Linked DNA regions of Homo sapiens: region 2 is linked to region 1. A link is an interaction called in ENCODE POLR2A ChIA-PET data of the cell type or tissue named here. Cell type or tissue: HepG2. All regions are shown on one strand. Links, peaks and the distances in the headings refer to the core of each region. The heading gives the core; the rest is flanking DNA.

The links. Peaks named below come from ENCODE experiments on the same cell type or tissue, not always from the same donor. Only the 100,000 strongest peaks of a DNase experiment are listed, where the experiment ranks them.
Region 2: POLR2A ChIA-PET joins it to region 1 with 12 read pairs; 5 of 35 experiments call an interaction of 5 or more read pairs at or near these places.

Annotation. Positions count from the first base shown.
Region 1 is chr2:234,674,668-234,677,577 of GRCh38, forward strand. No RefSeq gene overlaps it. Among named protein-coding and RNA genes, the nearest start is that of LINC01173, 6.5 kb to the right of the region's middle. In HepG2, for the core only: no CTCF peak of the experiment used is centred there; DNase peaks (open chromatin) are centred at 354, 1,634 and 2,324; H3K4me3 peaks cover 577 bases.
Region 2 is chr2:234,975,808-234,978,717 of GRCh38, forward strand. All of the region lies in intron 1 of SH3BP4 (SH3 domain binding protein 4), which reads left to right. LOC105373939 (a long non-coding RNA gene) reads right to left here. Exons shown (of 3, transcript XR_924008.1): 1 at 2,880-2,910; 2 at 2,537-2,758; 3 at 1,133-1,683. Among named protein-coding and RNA genes, the nearest start is that of SH3BP4, 25 kb to the left of the region's middle. RefSeq lists enhancers at 1-33, 1,119-1,671. In HepG2, for the core only: no CTCF peak of the experiment used is centred there; DNase peaks (open chromatin) are centred at 954 and 1,614; H3K4me3 peaks cover 2,200 bases.

The DNA of each region.
Region 1 (2,910 bases), core at 167-2,666:
AAGCAATATGGAAGAGAGGATTTCATTAAGACAAAAAGACAAAGCCAAAATATATTCCAAGCTCACATTCAAAAAAAAAAAAAAAAAAAAAAAACCGTAAGACTCCTTTTGAGAAGCTTTATAGGAGCTTTTCATGTCATTGAGCTCTTCTAATCTAGATACTAAATTGCTTTCTGTTCACTCATCATTCTTAGCATTCCTCATGAGGACAAACATAAAATAAAACAAAACAAAGCAAAACCAACAGCTAAACATGGCTAGGAAGCCAGTCAAACAGTCACACCACACAAGGCAGCATTCATGCCCCCACACATCAGGGAAGATACACTGAGAATCATTGCTCAGTTGTTCCCTGGGAGATACAGATACCAGTGGGCTGGGGGAGATCCCTGAACACCGGTGAGACCTTGACCCCAGCCGGTGCCCAGGCTCTTGACATCCTCACGAGAAGGAATTCAAGTATGAGTCAGAAAATAGTGCAAGTATGGAGATTTATCACAAAGGGAAAAGTACAAACTCTAAAAAGGGAGGTGTGGGTGTACTTCAGAGTTAAGTAGATGGAGTTTGGGGCTGCTACCTTTATGGATTTCTTTAATCAAGGGGTGGAATATTCATGAAAGTTCTTGGAAAAAGGTGAAGAGTTCTTGGAAAAAGGTGAAGATTTCTTGGAACTGTGGTGCCATCCATTTTTTACATCAAATATGGGTGTTCTCAGAACCATCATGGTGCTGGTGGGTGTGTGGTTAGTATGTTAATGAGCACATAATGAGGTCCTAGGAGAAACCTAGGTCAAATCCAGTGCCATGTTGGTTCCAGTCATTCTCATCCAGCTTGGTCCACACCCTGGTTTTTCAGGGTCTTATCAGCCCATGGGCTGTAGTCATGTGAAACTCCTGCCTGAAATGTTTTATTCTCTTGTGACCAACCTATATTATTCCTGTCTCAAAACAATGACCTCAGAATAACACCTGAGTTATAGGATAGAATATGACCCACCCTGAGGTCTCAGGGTGATCTACTGTGAACACCAGAGTCCTCCTGAATGAGTTAGTGGATGTTGGGACAATTTTAAAGAAGAAAGCAGTACAATGCTTTCTTTGCACAGCCTCCCAGCACTGACCACTTATTGTTTCATCACAGGGCCAGGTTGTAGGCGAACCCTCACATTATTTATATTTCCTCTACAAAAAAGAGTGCCAGCAACCTGAGATTGCATTCATTAATCTAAGCAGGTAAAAGCCAGCAGGACTGCAGCTGGAAATGGTTTCAGGAAAATGAAGCAGAGATTGTCTTCCTTCAATATCTTATGGTAGGATGATCACCCAGCCTCTATCAGTCCTCAAAACAGGGACAAATGACACCTATTACTTTCCTGATAAAGTTTTGATGTGTGTACTCATGGGTAAAAAGCTAGGTAAATGACTAGGAAGACCATCTTCCAGTCCCCAAATAAAATAAGACTAAATAACAGAGAAGTTCAATCTCCTTCAGGGAGATTGGCAAAAAGGATGGAGTTGTCAAAACAAAGAGGGGCCACTGCTTTTTCTATTGCCATCATTTTAGTGCCTTTGCACCGTCTAAACTTGTATTTGCTCACCACCGAGGTTGAAGTTGGGATAAAAGTGGGGGGGAAGGGAAGGCAAACATTTGCTTGAGTAAGAGATCATTGTTTCCATAGCTGTTTGCTATGTTTTCTTCCTGAGCCAAACACCACACACCTGTCTCCTAAAGAAAAGACAGAGCCTGTTTAACCAGCAGCATAAGCAGGTGTTCTCTTGCTGTTCTAAATGGACTGCTTATTCTTGCAAGCAGAAACATGCTGCTCTAAACAAATGCCATCCAGTTGCTTCTAAATCTGTATGTCTGAAACACCTAGGGGAGCTTGCTATAAATATAAATTCCCAGACTGTACCTCCCAAGATTCTAATCCAGTTGGTCTGGGCAGGGGCCTAGGAATCTGAATGTTGAGTAGGCACTTCTGCTCCTCCCTGGGAATGCTGGGAGCTAGGCATAGCAGTTATTCTGCATTCCCATACCTCACGTTAGCATTTTAGAGCGGAAAAAAGGAACTTGGGGATCATCTAACTCAGCCTCTTTGTTTTACACAGAAATAACTTTGAATCTGAAACAAAGAACCTGATTCGACCAGTCAGGGCTGAGAATGGTGGAAAATCTCTGGTCCAGGCTGCCTGCCTCTTGCTGAATTGAGAACTTTGGGATATGTTTCTGTAAAAGGCTAGAAGCAAATAACTTTGGGGGCAGGGGAGTCTTATTAGGAGTCATCTATAGAAAGAAGCCTTTGTTCGGAAAAGATGGCTTTGAAAAAGCAAATGTTAGTGTAAGATGCTATATTAGAGGAAGGGCCCGGGAAAATCCGGCCTGGGGCACAGGGGCACAAGAACCGGTCTTTGTTTGGCCATCTGCAGTCTGCATCTGAGTGCCCAGGGAAGAGGCAGGAACTCAAATGGCTAATAGCTTTTGAACTCCAAATAAAAGGCAAACAAAGCCATTCTTAAACAAAAGGACTGTAGTCTTGAAACAATTCTTAAAGAGAAAGGCCCCGTTGATGTGTATTCCTCCCAAATGGAACTTAATTAGGCCACGCATGTTCATGCACTTTGCAGACACCAGAAAACCCAATCCTTTCTGTATTCCTAGATCCAGGAGGAGCATGGGTAGCTTACAGCTGCCTCAGTAGCACTATATGGATTGTCAGAGATATTGTGTAAATAATTATGGAGTTACCTCTGATAACATGTATGCCCATAATGGAACCACTTCCGGGTACCCTGCACACACCCTTCACCCCAATTCTTATTGAACCACAGGACCCACAGCAGAACAGATGTTGCTGAGAACCCTGGCCATGGGCCTGTCAGGCAGGGATGTGCACATTGTGGGTGTGCTTAG
Region 2 (2,910 bases), core at 177-2,676, 300 kb after region 1:
TGAGGCTGCAGTGAGCTGCAGTCATGCCATTGTACTCCAGCCTGGGCAACAGAGCAAGACCCTCTCTCAAAAAAAATAAAAAATAAATAAAAGTAGTTTGACCAGGAACATTCAACCTTAGCTTCTCTCTAACCTCTAGTGGCTTCCCCACTTCTCTGCCTAAAAGAAGCTATTTCTTTTCTCCAGCCTCAGTTTCCTGTCTCGTCAGCCCCATAGAAACTGAGCTCTCCAAATTGAACGAGGACCCCAGAACACGGGAGTCTGTGCCGAGTTTGGCACCAGGGATGATGTGTGTGGTTGTATCTTCTAGGGACAGGGGCCCTGGCTTTCATCTAGTGACCCCTGTGGAGGACTCCTGCGGATTCCCCATCTACCCATGAAGAGCGGCTCCTGCGGGGTGGCCCGGGTTACCCCAGCAGCAGCCCACCTGGCCAGGTTTGAAGGGCTTGGGCAGGACAGGTGGTATCTGGGCCCTTCTCCTAAAAATTGCCTTTTTATAAATGCAGGCCAGGCTGTCACCTTTATTTATTTATTCATTCAGTCACTTAGATTTTAAACTTGTGTTGACCTTATAGTCAACTGATAGTTCTGAGTAGTTAAGTTAGATCCTTAGGGGGTGACAGGGCCGGTGTGTACCAGGTTAAGGTCTCTCTTGCATTTTGTGGGTGGCTGCCTGCAGTTAAGCAGGGCTACCGTCTCTCGGCCCGGGGCTTCTTGTTTCATGATAAATACAGAAGCCGATGTTTACCCGCCTCTGGTAGCGGACATAGGGGCATCTCTGAGCAGAGCAAGCAGGGGCCTGCGGAAGGGGTTAAGAGGGGCTGGGCAGGTGACCAAGGTCACCATGGCAGGGATAAGTCACGCTGATGGCATTGTGTGGCAAGAAGGACACCTGCCTCTGGTCTTCCTCTCAGTAACACACAACCCAGTCTAACTGGGAGAAAAACCCCCAGCCGAGGGGCGTCTTACAGAATACCTAACCAGGCCTCCTCTACTGTCAAGGTCACCCAAAACACACAATGTCTGGGGAGATGCCCTAGCCAAGAGGAGCTTAAAGAGACACGACACCTAATGTCATGTGGTGATCTGGATGGGATCCTGGAACAGAAAAAAAGGACCTCAGGGACAAACATAGGAGACCCGGATGAAGGACAGGCTTTATTGTTTGATGATAGTGCACCGACATCCATTGTGACAAAGGTGCCGTCCTCCTGTAAGACACTCACAGGGAAGCCGGGTGGCGGGAGGCCTGTGGGAATTCTCTGTATTATCTCCACGACTTTTCTATGAATTTAAATCTATCCTAAAAGAAAAAGCTTATTTAAGAAAATAGGTAAGAGTGGTTAGGAAGGCTGGTTGGAGGCTGGGGTTCCAGGCCTGACCCTCTGCACCCGTGTCTGCTTCAGGCAGGTGACACTGGGCACCTCCTGCCGGGGAGAAGCTCAGGGTCCCCATTTCCTGGCCGGGAACTTCCCTTTCCTACAGACCCTCGCTTGGTGCGCCATGGCAGCTGGGCCCAGGCCTCCCAGTTGGGCCGAGGCCCATCTCTTTTCCCAACAGCACATCCTTTGTTCTCTCCAGCCCAGACGTGTAGAGGTGAGCCACCCTCCTGGCCAGTGAGGAGCTTCTAAACACGGAGGCAGATCAGCTTTTTGCCGAGTGAACTTGAGAACCGGAGCAGAGCTGCAGGGACAATGGTGCATTATTAAACTGCTCTGAAACTCAGAGCCCAGAGCACCCAGCTCTGGGGCGACTGGCAGGTGTTGGACCTGTGGCCGTGGTGCCAGCCCCCACTAATCCCATTAGCGACTTAGGGGTGAGTGGATGGAAAACAGGATGAGAGTGTCTCTCCCCCAAAGAGGGCTGGTTCAAGTATGAATATTCACAGCCACACCGAGGCACCTGCTCCGTAGATGATTTTTTTTTGCTTATGCAGTTAGTGCACAGAGTGAGCCCTGCGCTGGGAAAGACACGCACACGCATATGCACACACATGGGCACACACACACATGCGTGCACACACACGCAGACCCTGAGACCCTGCACTTGAGTTTCTAGTCTTAAGCAAGAAGGGTGTCACCGAGGTTGTGTCCTGCAGCTGCTAGTGGCCAGTCTGTCCCACTTGGATGGTCTGTTTCTATTTTATTTTATTTTTTACTTTTTTTGAGACAGAGTTTGGCTCTTGTTGGCCAGGCTGGAGTGCAGTGGCGCCATCTCTGCTCACTGCAACCTCTGCCTCCTGGGTTTAAGCAATTCTCCTGCCTCAGCCTCCCGAGTAGCTGGGATTACAGGCATGCGCCACCATGCCGGCTAATTTTTGTATTTTTTAGTAGAGAAGGGGTTTCACCATGTTGGCCAGGCTGGAATCGAACTCCCGACCTCAGGTGATCCGCCTGCCTCAGCCTCCCAAAGTGCTGGGATTACAGGCGTGAGCCACCATGCTGGCAGTCTGTTTCTATTTTGGCATTTCCTCACTGCACCTGGAGAAGAGCTTCATTCATTAATTCATCCATTCATTCATTCATTCAACAAGTACCTGACAGCCTGTACAGCAGTGGTGCCAGGTGAGGAGGGTGGGTAAAAATGCAGGGTCCTCCTCACTGCAGTCACTGCGGGACCAGGTACTCTTTTCCTGCGCCCCACACTGCCCCAAGGCCCCACTGGTCATCCGTCCAGCACTCTGTGCTCGCTGACTGGTGCGGTGAACTCTCCGGCTGGGCTCCTTTCCTGCTGCAGGTGCCGCGTCTCTTTCTTAAGCCTGTGTAGAAAGTTCTTTTGTCCGGGTGACATTGGCATGATTGAATCAGTGCCAGAGCCAAACAGGATGTGGTTCTGGGCGACTCCCAACTTCCAGCAAATCCGTGGTTGTTTTCAGTTACCTTAAGAGGGACAACTGAAACAGAGACAAGC